Linked DNA regions of Homo sapiens: region 1 is linked to region 2. A link is a loop called in an ENCODE intact Hi-C map of the cell type or tissue named here. Cell type or tissue: B cell. All regions are shown on one strand. Links, peaks and the distances in the headings refer to the core of each region. The heading gives the core; the rest is flanking DNA.

Region 1 (8,327 bases), core at 232-8,231, 69 kb before region 2:
TCTTTTCACACAGGCCCAGAATTTGTTTACCTTGAGTGGGCAAGTAGCCGCCCCAAACAAAGGGGATGCGAGTGGAGATAACTCAATCGTTCAGGGCCTGGCCAGGCAGTTGGGAGGGCCAGGATTGAGCCCAGCCAGCCTGGGGGCCAGGCTTGAGAAACTGCTGGGACCTGGCTGCCGGCTGTTTGTTGCAAAACAATGAGTCAGCCCCGGAGGAAGGGGAGCAGGGGTGCTGGGGAATCGGGTGGAGAGGCCTCTCCTCCCTCAGCCCTGACTCCAGCTTTTCCCATGGTGGGTTCTGCCCACCCCCACCCTCCCAGACCTTGGTCTTCAGAAGGCTCAACCAATTTCCTTTTTTGTTGTTTGGCTGTGATAGGAAAAGTATTGAAAAATAGAAAGTGCCCTAGACAAGAAAACACTCTGAAAGCTGAAACGTGAAACCTGGCAGCCTGGGCCAACGCCCCAGCGGGAGGTGGCCAGCGAACCAGGCTTCTATCCCTGGGCTCCCTCCCAGGCAGGCACCAGCCCATGAAGGCACTGCAGCCCTGTCAGTAGAGCTGAGAACTTGGAGGTTCAGGGATGAGTGGTGACCGGTTCAAGGTCGCATGGCTGGTGCTATGGCCCGGGAGGGTGGGCAGGTCTCAGGGACCAGGTCACTAGATAGGAAGAGGCTGGAAACACAGACTTCTTTAAAAACAAAACGTTAGCCTTGCCAAGGGACCATGCACTTCTATTCCCACATGGCACCAGAGCTCCTTGCCAGAGGTACACCAGGGTATGTGACAGTTCTCCACCCTGGCCTGCCCCAGTGAGCCAAAGCCACTCCTAACAGATCCCATCTGCCCACAGTGGGTGTCACGAGCCACTCCATTCCTCCTCTGGCCCTGCCTCCTCCACCTCCGGGCCCCTTCCTCTCACTTATCTAGTAAAGATAGTGCCTTCCCGTTGTTGAGAACAGGACAGAGGGAATTTGCTCATGATCACAGAGCAAATTTATTAATTCATTCATCAAAACCATGTTGGGCTGCTACAGAGCCTGACTCCAGAGAATAGTGAGAAGGGAGGGCACGGTCTCTTGGGGAGCCAGCTGTACACACAGATAACTGCTTTATCACAGCACATCGATCAAGACTTATCTGCCATGTGTGCAGTGGGACGCTGAGGGGCCTGACCCAGCCTGAGGGACAGAGAAGTCTTTCTGGAGGAGTCAGAAAGAGCTGGGTCTTAAGAACTGAGTATGAGTGCACCAGGGCCAGGGGGTGATGATATCCACAATCTCCCAGGCCCCCTGTCTTGGCCCTATCCACTGTTGGGTCTACAGAACCACTCAGTCCATAGAACTGAGCTCCCACAATGGTCCAGTGGTCCACAATGGGGGTGGTGTGGGTGTGGACACAAGGCAAGTATCACATGGTACCTGCCCTCAAAAAGCTTCCTGGGCCATTGGAGAAGACAAAACTATCATCCTTGCAATGTTGAGGAAACCCAACAAGTGTTGGGAGCTCCTCTGTGAACAGTTGTCCCTCCCTCTGTATCCTAGGGGTATTGTGGCGGGGGGATTGGTTCCAAGACTCCCATGGATATTGAAATCCACAGAAGCTCAAGTCCGTGATATAAAATGGCATAGTATTTACAAATAACCCACACCTAACTTCTTGCATACTTTATTTTTGGCTAAGCAGGCATGAATGACTCAGGTATACTTTAAATTATCTCTAGATTACTTATAATACCTAATACAATGTAAATGCTATGTATTTTTTTTTTTTTTCCTGTAGAGATAAGGTCTTGCTTTGTGGCCCCTGGCTGGAGTGCAGTGGCTTGATCATGGCTCACTGCAGCCTCGACCTCCCAGGTTCAAATGATCCTCCTACCTCAGCCTCTGGATTAGCTGAGACTACAGGGACACACCACCACGCCCAGCTCATTAAAAAAATTTTTTGTACAGCTACGATCTCTCTATGTTGCTCAGTCTGGTCTTGAACTTCCAGGCTCAAGCAATCCTCCTGCTTCAGCCTCCCAAAGTGTTGGGATTACAGGCGTGTGCCACTAGGCCTGGGTGCTATGTAAATATTTATTATGCTGTATTTTAAAATGTTGTATCATTTTTCATTGTATTGTTATTTTTATCATGTTTTTAGTATACTTTCCATCCGTGGTTGGTTGAATCCATTGATGTGGAGCCTGAGGATAGGGAGGGCCTACTGTATCTCTATGCAGAGCTTACCTTGTTTGGCCAGGCGTGGTGGCTCATGCCCATAATCCCAGCAATTTGGGAGGCCGAGGCAGTCAGATTGCTTGAGCCCGTAAGTTCAAGACCAGCCTGGGCAACATGGCCAAAAACAGTCTCTACAAAAAATACAAAAATTAGCTGGGTGTGGTGGTGCACGCCTGTAGTCCCAGCTACTCTGGAAGCTGAGGTGGGAGAATCACCTGAGCCTGGGAGGCTACAGTGAGCTGAGATTAAGCCACTGCACTCCAGCCTGGATGACTGAGCGAGACCCTGTCTCAAAAAACAAACAAACAAAACAAAACAAAACAAAACAAAAAACCTACCTTATTTAATCCTCACAGGTGGACATTCTTCTTATTTCCATTTTATAAACAGGAAACAGAGGCTCAGAAAGAGGCTCTGGAGTGGAGCCAGAATCTTAACTCAGGAGCCTGTGTGTGGAGCCTGAGCCTTTAGCCACTCTGCTTATTCCAGTTCCAGGGGATGGAGGGATGGGAGAAGCAGCAGTAACAGCCTTAATTGCCAGGCTAAAGAGCCAGGACTTTATTCATCAGGCAATGGGGAGCCAGCAAAGGCTTCTGAGGAAGGGAATTACATAATCTGACCTGTGTTTTGGCACAATAACTCCAGAGGCCACTTGGAGAATATATTAAAAATACAGTGCAGGCTGGGTACAGTGGCTCACACCTGTAATCCCAGCACTTTGGGAGGCCGAGTTGGGTGGAGCACGAGGTCAGGAGATCAAGACCATCCTGGCCAACATGGTGAAACCCTGTCTCTACTAAAAATACAAAAATTAGCTGGGTGTGGCGGCGCGTGCCTGTAATCCGAGCTATTTGGGAGGCTGAGGCAGCAGAATTGCTTGAACCCAGAAGGTGGAGGTTGCAGTGAGCCGAGATCGCGCACTGCACTCCAGCCTGGTGACAGAGCTAGACTCCGTCTCGAAAAAAAAAAAAAAAAAGCCACAATGCAAAGGAGGATAACTATCTTGCTGTTCAGTTGAGAAAGGTTGAAGGCTGAGTGGGGCATTGAGGCTGCTGAGAAAAAGGGATTGCTCAGAGAGGTAGAAGATCTGGCTTCAGCCCTGGTCTGGTCTCTTCTTCAGGAGAATAATCATTGCTTGACCTCCTCTGACCATCTGCTGCCAGTGAAGCCAGAAAATGGTGATTCACCCAACAGATGCCAATTGAGCCCCTCCTAAGTGCAGGACCTATCAGTCCTGAGACCCAAAAGGGGCAAGACATTTTCTGACCTCAGGGAGCTCAGGTCATTGTGGTCCATAATCCTCAAACAGTTAGCAATGTCACACATGCTGCCTTATCCCCTCCAACCCTCCAACAGCTCTTAGAGGAGTTTTCATATAGACTCTTTTCTGATTGTTTAGGCAGAAACCTCTCCCTGCCTCCATCCTTCTCTTGCCCCTGAGAGGCTTTGAGACTCATCTATCTTCATATGTACATTTCCCACAGGACCAGGTACAGTACTGAGTATATTACTAAGTAGTCATTTAGTCTTTGCTGAGGCTAATTAGTAATAATGGAGAAAAACTGTTCTCCCGCTGACCTTGAATCCAGACCACAGACAAATTCCTTAATTTATCCAGAAGTTTTCAAAAGGTGCTATGGGCCCTAGAGTCCCTGTTAAAGAATGAGGCTGACCAGGTGGTCCCATTCTGTGAGACCACAGGGCTGTTACTGTAGGCTCAGAAATGATGACCTTGCTGAGCCTTTAAGGCCACAACCCTGTGTACTGTGGACAGAGTGATCTCTGAAGGCTGCCAGTCACTCCAAGTGAGCCAATCAGCACAAGCTATCTGGAATTAAAAGCTATATTAAGTTATGAATGAGAGGGCTCCTGTGAGGATGGGATCTGGTGTCCTGTATTACCATAAGCTCTACGCTGCTCTAGACTTTGATTGTTGAGGCAGCTGAGATACAGGCAAGCCCAAATCTAGAGCTTGGAAAGGACCCTGTGAGGCTATTCTAGTCCTTTGGGGGCCTCAGTGCAGGTAGCTCTGGAGTGAGAAATGGGGTAGGACCTGGGAGCCTCAAGTGGGAAGTGACTATGGGGGGTCAAACATGCTGGAATGCATTTTGAGGGCTGTTTTTATTTCCTGGACTTGTATGTTTTTATTTCCTCTTTGCCCTTCCTTAGGATTTACTAAAGCTCTTTGGGAAGTTTCAGCTGCTTCAGCTGTGTGTATGTGTGTGTGTGTGTGTGTGTGTGTGTGTCAGATCTTCGGTGTGAGGTGATGGACAGAGGACAGTGAGGGATTTGCTGGGGGTGAGGTTGAGCTTGTATCAGTATCAGGAAGCAGAAACTCTGGGTTTTATGGTCGGGGGGCAGGGGTTTTTCTCTTCCCCTCCCAGACCCTGTTGCAGCAGTGAGGCGGCCCAGGTCATGACGGGGATTATTTCTTCCTTTCATTTCTGGCAAAAGCTACAGGAGGGGAGTTCCCCTTCTCTGTTTGTTTTGATTCTGTTGTTTTCTTAAAGAGAGGAAGGAAAACCATCATCACTTTTTCGGTTTTGTGAACAATAAAGGCAGGCTGAGAGGATGTTCGCCTGGGCTGGGGCTGTGGGGGCTGGGCCAACACCTCCTCCTCTTTCCCTCTGGCAACCCTTCTCCTGGCAGCTCGGCGCCTGGGGAGACCCCCAGAACACAGATCAGGCCACGTTGTGGGGTCAAGTTTAAGTGCCGGCTCTGCCTTTTAACTGCTTTTCACTGGTCTGAGGTGTATCTGTATAAATGGGAGTCATAGGGTTGTTGAGATTAAAAACAAAAATACTCGCTTGTAAAAACACAGTGCTGGGCCTACACTAAATGTCCCAGAAATGTCTTTCCTTTGCTTCCTTCCACTGGGGGGGTCTATATCATGAGCCCAGTGGTATGGTATACCCAGGGCCACCCTCCTGTCTTCCTGCTTGTCCACCCAGAGCCGGCTTCTTCCATGGCAGGACCTGCAAATGCTGGACTCACAGAAGGCTCTGAGAAGTAAATAACAGGTGAGGCTGGGGGTGCCTTCTTATTTCTTGGGGTTGTCCCCAGTCTGTTAAGAGACAGTCTAACCTTGCCTTTGAATTTCTTTTTCTTTTCTTTTTGAGATGGAGTTTCCCTCTTGTTGCCCAGACTGGAATGCAATGGCGCAATCTCGGCTCACTGCAACCTCTGCCTCCTGGGATCAAGCCATTCTCCTGCCTCAGCCTCCCAAGTAGCTGGGATTATGGGCACCTGCCACTACGCCCAGCTAATTTTTTTGTACTTTTAGTAGAGACGGGGTTTCACCATGTTGGCCAGGCTGGTGTTGAACTCCTGACTTCAGGTGATCCACCTGCCTTGATCTCCCAAAATGCTGGGATTATAGGTGTGACCCACTGTGCCCAGCCCTTGAATTTCTCCTAGCCCTTCAGTTCCTCAAGCTTCATGCCTCCCAAGGTTGCACCCCCCATGGCCTGTCCTGCAGTCCTGGGGCCCTTCTCTGAGGGGATGAAGGGGGCACTTCCCTGAACAGAGAGAAAGGGAGACCCACACCACTTGGATTAAACTCCCTGGGCCCCAGCTGGCTCTGCAACTTGGCCAAGAAGCCCTATCTCCTAGGGCCTCAGTGTCTTAGTCCGTAAAATGGTTCCTGAACTTTTAAAATACAAACACTCTTTTGTAGAGTCGAAACACTTTGCAGACCTGCACTCTGTGGCAGTACTTGTACTTTTAAAATCTTTTGATTAAAAAAAGGACAAATGGGCTGGGCGTGGTGGCTCACCCCCATAATCCCAGCACTTCGGGAGGCCGAGGCAGGCGAATCATGAGGTCAGGTGATCGAGATCATCCTGGCTAACATGGTGAAACCCCGTCTCTACTAAAAATACAAAAAAAAAAAAAAAATTAACTGGGCGTGGTGGCACATGCCTGTAGTCCCAGCTACGCAGGAGGCTGAGGCAGGAGAATGGTGTGAACTCGGGAGGTGGAGCTTACAGTGAGCCCGGATTGTGCCACTTCACTCCAGCCTGGGTGACAGAGCAAGACTCCGTCTCAAAAAAAAAAAAAAAAAAAAAAAAGACAAATGACCATCTGCAAGGATACCTTCATCTGTGCTTTAATTTTTTTAAAATTTTATTTATTTATTTATTTTTGAGATGGGGTTTCGCTCTTGTTGCGCAGGCTGGAGTGCAATGGCATGATCTCAGCTCACCACAACCTCCGCTTCTGGGGTTCAAGCAATTCTCCTGCCTCAGACTCCTGAGTAGTTGGAATTACAGACATGCGTCACCACGCCCAGCTAACTTTTTGTATTTTTAGTAGAGATGGGGTTTGTCTGTGTTGGTCAGGCTGGTCTTGAACTCCTGACCTCGGGTGATCTGCCCACCTTGGCCTCCCAAAGTGCTGGTATTACAAGCATGAGCCACTGTGCCCGGCATGCAATGCTTTTAGATGAGTGTATATTTTATTCAACAGCCCTAAGTACTTTTGAAAATGTGTCCCCTTGGCTGGGTGTGGTGGCTCACATCTGTAATTCCAGCACTTTGGGAGGCTGAGGCAGGCGGATCACCTGAAGTTAGGAGTTCGAGACCAGCCTAGCCAACATGGTGAAACCCCGTCTCTACTAAAAATACAAAAAATTAGCCGGACATGGTGGCTGGTACTTGTAATCCCAACTACTCGGGGGGCTGAGGCAGGAGAATTGCTTGAACCTGGGAGGCAGAGGTTGCAGTGAGCCGAGACTGAGCCACTGTACTCCAGCCTGAGCAACAGAGTGAGACTCTGACTCAAAAAAAGAAAAAAAGAAAATGTGTTCCCTTATGTGGGAGGCATCAGCTTGTGGATGATGCTGATTCCTAAGGGGCTTGAGGCTCCCAGCATGTGCAAATTTGTGTCTTTGAGGGGACAGATAGCCCTGGAATTAGTTGATTCCTCCTTGGCCCTCCTGGGGCAGACCCAGGGACTCAGGGACACCAGATGGGTAGCCCTGGCTCAAATGCAAAAGTCCAACAGTGACTGACCAGAATGTGCAGTGTAGTGGTTTCTCTTTAACATGTGGATCCTGCCTTGGATGCCTGCCAGGGCTTCCATCCTTGTTCTGCCACTAACCAGCTCTCCCCCAAGGCATGCTACTTTATCTCCTGGGCCCCAGGATTGTCACCTATAAAATGAGGTTGACAGTACTTGCGAGTTTTTGTGAAAATTAATGAGATAATGAACTCATGAGACTTACTTAGCACAGGGCACAGTTGTTGCTTAACAAATATTACTTTTTTTTTTTTTTTTTTTGAGATGGAGTTTTACTTTTGCTGCCCAGGCTGGAGTACGATGGTGCGATCTCAGCTCACTGCAACCTCCGCCTCCTGGATTCAAGCGATTCTCCTGCCTCAGCCTCCCGAGTAGTTGGGGCCTGGCTAATATATATATATATTTTTTAGTAGAGACGGGGTTTCTCCATGTTGGTCAGGGTGGTCTCAAACTCTGACCTCAGGTGATCCACCCGCCTCGGCCTCCCAAAGTGCTGGGATTACAGGCATGAGCCACCACAGCCGGCCCAAATATTACATTTAAAAGCAAAAATAAAAACAAACCCACGAGTGCCCAAGCTTCTCTTCTTGCAGTTGCTGCTCACCATCCTGTGGGCTGGTGCTGTCTGCTTTTGGAATGGTCTCCTTTGGCCCCTCCATCCTTCAAGCTCAGCCTCCTTCAGGAAGCCCTCCTGGCTCCTGCAGACTGTCCCTGCAGACCCCTTCCCTTGCCTATGCCCCTTTAGCATGCGGCGCTGGCCCTCCTACGTGGTTCCCTGATGGGCCCTGTCTCCCTGAGAGCAGGATTCCAGTCCCCCTGCACTGTTGCTTGGGGAGCCCTGCAGGTCCAGGCGCCATTCCCAGCCCCACACAGCTCTGGAGACCAGAGCTTGGTTCCCAACCACATGAAGGAAGGCGCACGGAAAAACCATAAACCCGAAGGCTGAGCGGGTTATTTGTCAAAGCAGGACAGATCTGCGGCCAGGGACGTGGAGGGAGTGCGCTGGCCCTGAGTGGAAGCGAGCATTTCAGGGAGCCGGGATGAGCACCGAGGAGCTGGCACGGGCAGGGCACGGCAGGAAGGAGGCCCA
Region 2 (8,327 bases), core at 191-8,190:
GGTCTGGCCATTATGTTTATTTTGGGATGTTGCTGCTTCAGCTAGTGTTCTCTGTAAGGCCTGTGAGTGGAATGAATATATTTTAGGCTCCAGTTTCCAGCAAAATTCTGCATCTTCAGAGGAATTAGGGGGCTTCTGACTTATGGGCAATGTGATTCATGAAACTAATCCCAATTCCCACTTTACTTGGGTTGCTGGGAAGCTCTGAGCCAAATTGGGCACTCATCCTTAAGAATCTTAGAGGCTCTAGTAGGCTGGGCACGGTGGCTCATGCGTATAATCTCAGCACTTTGGGAGGCCGAGGTGGGCGGATCACGAGGTCAGGAGATCGAGACCATCCTGGCTAACATGGTGAAACCCTGTCTCTACTAAAAAAATACAAAAAAATTAGCCAGGCATGGTGGCAGGTGCCTGTAGTCCCAGCTACTTGGAAGGCTGAGGCAGGAGAATGGTGTGAACCCAGGAGGCGGAGCTTGCAGTGAGCCGAGACCGTGCCACTGCACTCCAGCCTGGGCGACAGAGCGAGACTCTGTCTCAAAAAAAAAAAAGGAATCTTAGAGGTTCTCTTGGGCTGTTTTTAAAGGAGATGATTACTTTCCAGGTGCTGGTTTCTAACAGATGAGATTATAATTATTATTTTGTATGTATCTTGTCAATTGCTTCAGGGCTTTAGTGGGACCGGAGTGGGAGTAAGTAAATAAAATCATCCTCATCCTGAAAACAAAAGAGGAATGAAGAATTGGTCTGGGTGAGTGAGAGAAGGAGGAGGCAGCCAAGGGGAGAGATGGTGTAGGGCCTGGTGGTGACAGGACAAGTGTCCCTTTCTAGGCCACTGTGGTGATGCTGAAGGGTCTGGCTTCACTGACCCAGGGGGTGTGAAAAGAGGATTTTCCATGAATTTGAAAAGAGAACCGCAGTCATTGCTCAATTTGCACTTCTCCCCATGGCCCCCAGGCTTTGGGGGGTATTTTTGTAATGTTGTGAAACATTGAAACTTGCAGTGTCTCCTTTCTCTTCCTCTTCTCTCCCAACTCAGTCACTCCTACCCATTTCTTTTTTTTTTTTTTAAACCATGTTTTGCTCCTTCCCTTCATGTGGCCACTGGTGCAGGGGTTTGAGATGGGCTGCCCACTGTGACTGCTCCTCCATCTCTGGGCAAGACAGGAGTCTCTCTGGACCGAGGCCCACAATTTGCTGCTGGAACAAACAGAAGAGGGTCAAGCAGTTCAGATCCTCAACGAAAGAGTAGCAATAGAGCAGCAAATACTACTTGAAAACTCTACTGTGTGCCACTTAGGAACCATTATTATTGCCATTTAATTTTACTTATTTAAGTTTGTCCTGTGCTTCAGCTCATGGTACATGTTCATTATTTGTTTGTACAAGGCCCCTGCATCTATTTGTTTGTTTGTTTGAGACAGGGTCCTGCTCTGTCACCCAGGCTGGAGTGCAGTGGTGTGATCATAGCTCACTGCAGCCTTGAACTCCTGGGCTCAAGCTATCCTTCTACCTCAGCCTCCCATAGCTGGGACTACAGGAGCATGACACCATGCCTGGCTAATTTTTAAATATTTTTGTAGAGATGGGGTCTCACTATGTTACCCAAGCTGGTCTCTAACTCCTGAGCTCAAGTGGTCCTCCTTCCTCAGTCTCCCAAAATGCTGGAATGACAGGCATGAGCTACCACATCTGGCCCATTTGTCTGCTTATCCACTTACTTTGCCCAGAGTTTCTCATTGGCCGCACTATTGACATATCAAGTCAGATCATTCCTTTTATGCAGGCTGTCCTGTACATTGTAGGATGTTTGGCAGCATCCTTGGCCTCTCTACTACATGCCAATATTACCCACCCCCACACCTCCACTGTAACAACCAAAAATGTCTCTGGATATTGCCAAATGTCCCCTGGGGAAAGGGAGCAGAATCATCTCAGGCTGAGAACCACTATCCCCTTGTCCCCTTCCTCACTCCCCTCCTCTCCCAATAGAAGCCTCTCTGATGCATCTGCTGTGTGTCCTCCTGTTTGCACACATCCTTGCAGCTCTGTTCACTGCCCCATTCATATCCTTTGCCCACTTTTCTATTGGAGTTGCCATCTTCTTTGGATCTGCAAAGAGCAGTCCTTGTGTTTTCTTTTCTTTTCTTTTTTTGAGATGGAGTCTCACTCTGTCACCCAGGCTGGAGTGCAGTGGTGTGATCTCGGCTCATTGCAACCTCCACCCACTGGGTTCAAGCAATTCTCATGCCTCAGCCTCCTGAGTAGCTGGGATTACAGGCTCCCGCCACCACACCTGGCTAATTTATATATTTTTAGTAGAGACGGGGTTTCTCCATGTTAGTCAGGCTGGTCTTGAATTCCTGACCTCAGGTGATCCACCCACCTCGGCCTCCCAAAGTGCTTGGATTACAGGGCATGAGCCACCGTACCTGGCCAGTCCTTGTGTTTTCTAAATATGAGTCCCACATTGGTGTGGCCTGTGTTTTCTTCTCCTTTTCTGTCATCAGTCTGCTAACTCTTGCCTTACAGATGAGGAAGCAGAAGTTCACAGCCATAGCTGCCCATGCTCACACAGCTAGTAAGTGGTGAGCCAGGTCCAGGCCTCTGTCTCCAGAGCCCAGGCTCTTGACCCCTGGGCTACAGCAGTGTCCCTTCCATTCAAATATGACTTCGCAGGCAGGCAGGCAAGGTCAGGCCCTGAGGCCCGGGCAGGGAAGGGAGGTGGCTCACTCCAGGTCATGCAGCTCGACAGCAGCATCACCCAGGTCACCCTGATGTGATGCCAAGTGTCTTGGGAACTGGATTTAATGTGTTTTTTTTTTTCTTTTTTTTTTTTGGTTGAGGAATGACCAAGTGATTTCGCTTAAATGTCCAACAGGAGGCTGTGGCTCTGGTGAGAAGAAGAGGTGGGGATCTGAGGGTGTCTGTGCGAGGAGGCTCCTCTGTTGGCTCTGCATGGTGCTCACAGACACATGGTTGGGCAGATTTCTGGATCTGGATTTTCTGGCCTGGATCTCTGTGCCCTGGACCCTGGCAGAAGAGTGCTTCTCTCCCGGCCCAGGGGATGATGGATGGAGAGGAGCCAGGTTTTGTTCCCTAAATGCCATTCACATGACTCTCTGACCTCAGGGTCCTTCCCCTTTCTCTTGTCTTTTTCTCCTTCACTGCATTCTGCCCTGCTTTGGTTTCCCTTCTCTATTTTCCTTTTTTCAATCTACACAAAGCCCTTGGAGGGCTGGGGCTGACCTGGGGCCTCTTGGCTCTGGCTGAGGTTGGTTTCCAGTTCCTGGACGGTAGCCCTGGGGCTGTCTGACTTCAAGGGCCATAATGAGACTTGGGAGGTGGGAGGTTTGGGAGGAAGCAAGCCGGCCAATGAGCCAGTGCCTGGAGGCTGGTCCTCTCCTGCATCCTCAGGGCAGGACCTCTGAGCCACCAAAGCCCGAGGACAAATACCTAGTTCAGGCCACAGCCACTCCCTACCCATCCCTGACAGACATGCCTAGTTCATCCCAGATCTCTTCCTACCAGCCTCAAGATCCTTCTCAGCGGAGAATGTGGGACGGAAATGTATCACCTCTGGCTTATAGCTTCATCTTTACTTCCTGGAAGCCTTTCCCACCGTGGTTCTCAACCCTGACCGCTTAGCAGAATCACCTGGGTAACTTTCCAAACAGACTGATTTCCAGGCCCCAACCCACGATTCAGATTTCATGGGTCTGGAGTGTGGCTGGGGATTGAGATGTTGTAAAATCTCCCTGGGTGATTCTGCTATGTGGCCAGGACTGAGAGCTACTGTTTCACTGAGGCCAGAGTGTTGCAGAAAGAGCACAGAAGGCAGGTGGGGGACTGAGTTCGTGTCTGGACAACCCTCAGGTGGCAGCATGTCTCTCAGCAAAGCCCCTTCCCTCTCCAGGCACTGGGCAGGAGCACCCTAAGGAGAAGTGACAGATTTGTGGAGTTTTAGACTCAGAAAGGGCCAGGAAACCAACCAAGCTACCCCTCATCCTGCAAAACAGAAGACTGGAGGGGGTGGAGTAGTCAGGGTCTCACAGGGCACTGGCAGGGTTGGGGGTGTGGGAAGCCAGGCTAGGCTTTGGGCTGCCTCCTCCCACTGGCTGGGCCCCTCAGTGAGTCCTCTTTAGTTTAGAATGTTGGGAACATGATGTCTCCCCACTGTTTACTCGAAAAGGAGCCTGTTCTCTCAGTGCCTGGTAGTGGGGAAGCAATGGCTAGAGTTAGAGGGTATTGGTCTCAGCCAAACTTGGCAAGAGGACTTTTGCAGTGCCGCTGACTGTCTGCAGCTGTTTTATAGGCCCTGTGGCTCAAAAGGGGAAGTGTGGCTGCATTTAGAAAGTTGTCCACAAGGAGGAATGGTGGGGGTGTGGGAGTGAGGGTGGGGCTGACAAGGGTGGCCAGGCTGGGGAGCTAGAGGAGGAGGAGGAGGGACACAGGCAGGACCTGTGGACAGGGGTTTGATTTGGGGCCCACATGTTGTCACTGTGGAAACTCTTGGGTTTGAGGGGATGGAGATAGGGGAGTGTGAAAGGGAGGCAGACAGACAAGAAAGGGGGAGGTGGGGAGGGAAAAGAGCTCCCAGCTGGGAAGCCTGGCCTTTCTTAGGTTGGAAGCAAACATGAAGTGTGCTGGGAGCATGCCCAGCCATGCCCTGAAGGCCCAGGAAGGGGTTTCCTCTAAAGGGGTGCAGGGAGATGGTGAGAGGTGCTGGAAACGTGGAGGTTTTCTCAACATAGTCCAGCCCACAGAAGGGGATGTGAGAGGAGGAACTCTTCCTTCCCCCAAGCTATACAGAAATATATCTGATATCTGAGTCCATTTAGGCTACGATAACAAAATATCATGGACTGGATGGCTTATAAACAGCAGACATTTAATATCATAGACTGGATGGCTTGTAAACTGCAGACATTTGTTTCTCACAGTTCTGGAGGCTGGAAGTCCAAGATCACGGGGCCGGCAGATTCAGTGTCTGGTGAGGGCGATCTCCTCATAAATGGTGACTTCTTACTCTAACCTCACATGGCAGAAGGGGTTAGGGGTCTGTCTCAGGGCATAATATAAGGGCACTAATCCTATTCATGAGGGCTCCACCCCCAGGACCTAATCACCTCCCAAAGGCCCGACTCCTACCTTCATCACTTTAGGGGTGAAGATTTCAACATATTAATTTGGGGGGGACATAAACATCTGGACAGCCTGAATGAAATGCACCATCCCTATGGCCAGGAATGCACCCAACCCTTCCCAGGGCTGACCTGGGGCTCAGGTCTCCATGGTAGCAACAGGAAGATTGCTACACAAGGCTCCTAGCCCAGGGGTTGGAGGCTGGAAGACCTCAGAGAGCCTGACTGAAGATCCCCATGCCTCAGGCTCCTGTTCCTGTTAATGACAGGGAGATGTACCTCCCCTGCCCTATCACAAGTGCCCTGCCCCAAGCATCAGGGAGAAACATTGAGCTCCTGCTGATCGTGGGTCACACTCCCACTGCTTCCCTCAGGCCTACTGCTCTCCCTCAGTCACTGGCACCTGCAGGGTGCTGCTCTCTGCTGCCCCCCATGCCCTAGCCTTGTCCCTACTGTATATGTGGGGATAGAGTGATGGGGTGGCGGAGGTGGGGGGTGGTGGTACCATAACTTCAATCCAGAGCTTTCCTACAGAAGATCCTGCCTTCACCAGAAAAGTGCTTTAGCAAAGCTCCTCTTCCCAAAGTAGCCCCACCCAAAAGGACCATGAGAAGAAGACCTTATCCTAACTTTGATCGTATTACACTGGCCATAGAAAGCTCCACCACCTTTGGTGATAGATTCAGCAGCCAGAGAGATCTACTCTGAGGGTGGGAGTTAAAGCAAAGAGGGGAGGTTTGCATTGGTTCTGACTCTGTGGTTGAGCATCTGATGTCAGAAGCATGACTCCCAAAGAGCCTGCTCAGTGTACCCTGGGGAACAAGGTAACTCAACTCAACCCAATCCAACTCAACCCAATTCAACTCAACCCAACCCAACTCAATTCAACCCCACTCAACCCAACTCAACTAAACTCAATTAAACTCAACAAAACTCCCATTCATTCACTCCGTGATTTAACTATTATGTACTAGTCACCAACAATGTGTCAACCGCTGTGCTAAGTGCTGGGGATGCGGAAGAGAGCAAACAAGACACAGCCCTGCCCTCATGGAGCTTCGAGTCTGGTAGAGGCACTTAAGGGCATATCACGGGTCTGTGTCTCTATTAAGCTCATGAGGATGGCCGTGGGAGGGTAGGGAGAGGAAAGGCCCTTACCTCTGTGGTCTTGCTGGAGAGACTATATTCATATACACAAAACACTCAGAGAATGAGGCAAAGTTTAATAAGTCCATTGTTGACTCTGGTAACCACTAGGTGGGCCTGACCACTAACTAACCTTGAAAAAAAAAAAAAAATTGGCCAGGCATGGTGGCTCACGCTTGTAATCCCAGCACTTTGGGAGGCCAAGGCAGGCAGATCACTTGAGGTCAGGAGTTCAAGACCAGCCTGCCCAACATGGTGAAACCACGCCTCTACTAAAAATACAAAAAATTAGCCAGGTGTGGTGGCGCGCGCCTGTAATCCCAGTTACTCGTGAGGCTGAGGCAGGAGAATAGCTTGAACCCAGGAGGCAAAGGTTGCAGTGAGCCGAGGTTGTGCCACTGCTCTCCAGCCTGGGTGACAGAGTGAGACCGTGTCTTAAAAAAAAAAACACCCCAAAACAAAAACAAAAAAAATTAGTTCTGACATGAGTGTGTTGGACTGGAAAATCCATGTGGACTCTGCCGTCTTTCTTGGTTTCTTCTTCCATTTGGCTATCTACCCCCTTCCCTTCCTCCTTCCACCTCACTTAGAGCTAGAAACCTTCCATGGCAAATGATTGGATTCTAGGTTTGGTTAAATGCCTACCATTTACAAAGTACATTGCTAGCTGCAGTAGGATTCAGAGGTAAACAACACTGGCTTTCCCCTTAAGGACGCTGGGCCTGACTTGGGTTCACAAATTGCTATGACAGAAGACAGTGAAAGATGCATGCATCTTTGGACTGCATTTTACCAGTTCAAATATTTTATTTTTAATAATATGTAATAAAATATAAGGTATAACAGGGAAATGAAATGCACAGATCTTAAGCGTGCGGTTCCAAGTATTTTGAGTGTGAGTGTGACTGTGTGTTGCAGGGGGAAGGTAACAGAAGAGTTGAGTCCCTTCACTGGGTATGGCATTTGGAATATCAGTGCTATCATGTTTTGGCATGTCTGCTGCCTGCCGTTTTGTTTTTTAAATTGCCAACTTCAGAAAGTTTATAAGACTAAGGAATTCCTGTATACCCTTTCCCCAGATTCACCAATTATTTACATTTATGAAATCATTTGAGAAAAATTTAGAGAAATCTTGCCCCTTTACCCTTAAATACTTCAGTTTATATTTCAAGGACATTCTTTTACGTAGTCTGGCTTCCTCTTAGCTGAGCCTTGGGCATTTCATTTTCAGACAGTATTGGGTCATTCTATATCTTAAGTAAAGCTGATTTAATGGGAGAGAGAGCTGGATTGGTTTTCTGCTTGATGCTGTGCTGGTGGCCTGGCTGTTGGGGGCTGCCTAGGTCACAGGGTCCCCCAGGGAAAATCTGTTGACTTCCGCAGCTATGCTTGAGTCTGCTTGTTACTGGACAGCTGGTCTGTCCCCTTAGAGGCTTGGCTGAACTCTGTGCTCTCCTTCCCTCTACTTTGTTCTCGAGTTTTCTGCACATTCTTCCACCCACAGATGTGAATGTCGTGTGATGTTGGCTTTCCAGTGTCTTGCATGGCGTGGTAGCAGCAGAAATGAGCTTGGCTGGGCACCCTCTCTGGGCCTTGGAGGCAAGCCTGGGCTCCTCTGAAAATACAGGCAGCTTCCTTTCCCTGACTTGCCTGGAGGAGCCAGGCCCTGTGGTGCGGTCTGGCTCTGAGGCCTGTGGTCCTGCTTGGGACTGGCAGTCTTAGGCTGAGGGAACATTTTCCAGAGTATAGCCGAGGGACAGAATGTCTCAGTAAGACGGGCTCGGAGGGGAAGTGTTTTGGAAAGGCCTCTGCTTGCTCTGGGAGGCGTTCAGGATGCTGAGGTTTTGGAAATCTATGGCGGCTCTTCACAACTGCTCCCAGCTTTGGGAGGAGGAATAGACGGGTGCTCGTTTCCTCGGGTTCAGTGGCAAAGGTGAAGACCAGCACTGCCGACCTGGGACCTGGGCCTCTCCCGGGCCTGGGGAGGACACTGGACTTTGAAGGGGAATGCAGCCTAGAAGGCCTGGACCCTGGAGTCAG

The links. Hi-C counts contacts between places; a loop is a spot of excess contacts. Peaks named below come from ENCODE experiments on the same cell type or tissue, not always from the same donor. Only the 100,000 strongest peaks of a DNase experiment are listed, where the experiment ranks them.
Region 1: it touches region 2 in a loop (6-fold over the local background); 3 of 110 quality-filtered maps call a loop at or near these places.

The regions. Positions count from the first base shown.
Region 1 is chr2:43,170,963-43,179,289 of GRCh38, reverse strand. LOC124907755 (a long non-coding RNA gene) reads left to right here and starts at 3,715. Exons shown (of 2, transcript XR_007086298.1): 1 at 3,715-5,238; 2 at 7,502-7,811. RefSeq lists a cis regulatory region at 1-665 and enhancers at 406-930, 931-1,457, 5,008-5,087, 8,154-8,327. In B cell, for the core only: no CTCF peak of the experiment used is centred there; DNase peaks (open chromatin) are centred at 4,059 and 4,679; H3K4me3 peaks cover 2,714 bases; H3K27ac peaks cover 5,103 bases.
Region 2 is chr2:43,102,148-43,110,474 of GRCh38, reverse strand. LOC107985876 reads left to right here and starts at 8,030. Exons shown (of 3, transcript XM_047446566.1): 1 at 8,030-8,327. LINC02580 (long intergenic non-protein coding RNA 2580) reads left to right here and starts at 8,030. Exons shown (of 2, transcript NR_151714.1): 1 at 8,030-8,327. RefSeq lists a silencer at 4,187-4,236. In B cell, for the core only: CTCF peaks have their summits at 4,151 and 4,351; DNase peaks (open chromatin) are centred at 954, 2,554, 3,154 and 4,334; H3K4me3 peaks cover 453 bases; H3K27ac peaks cover 5,429 bases.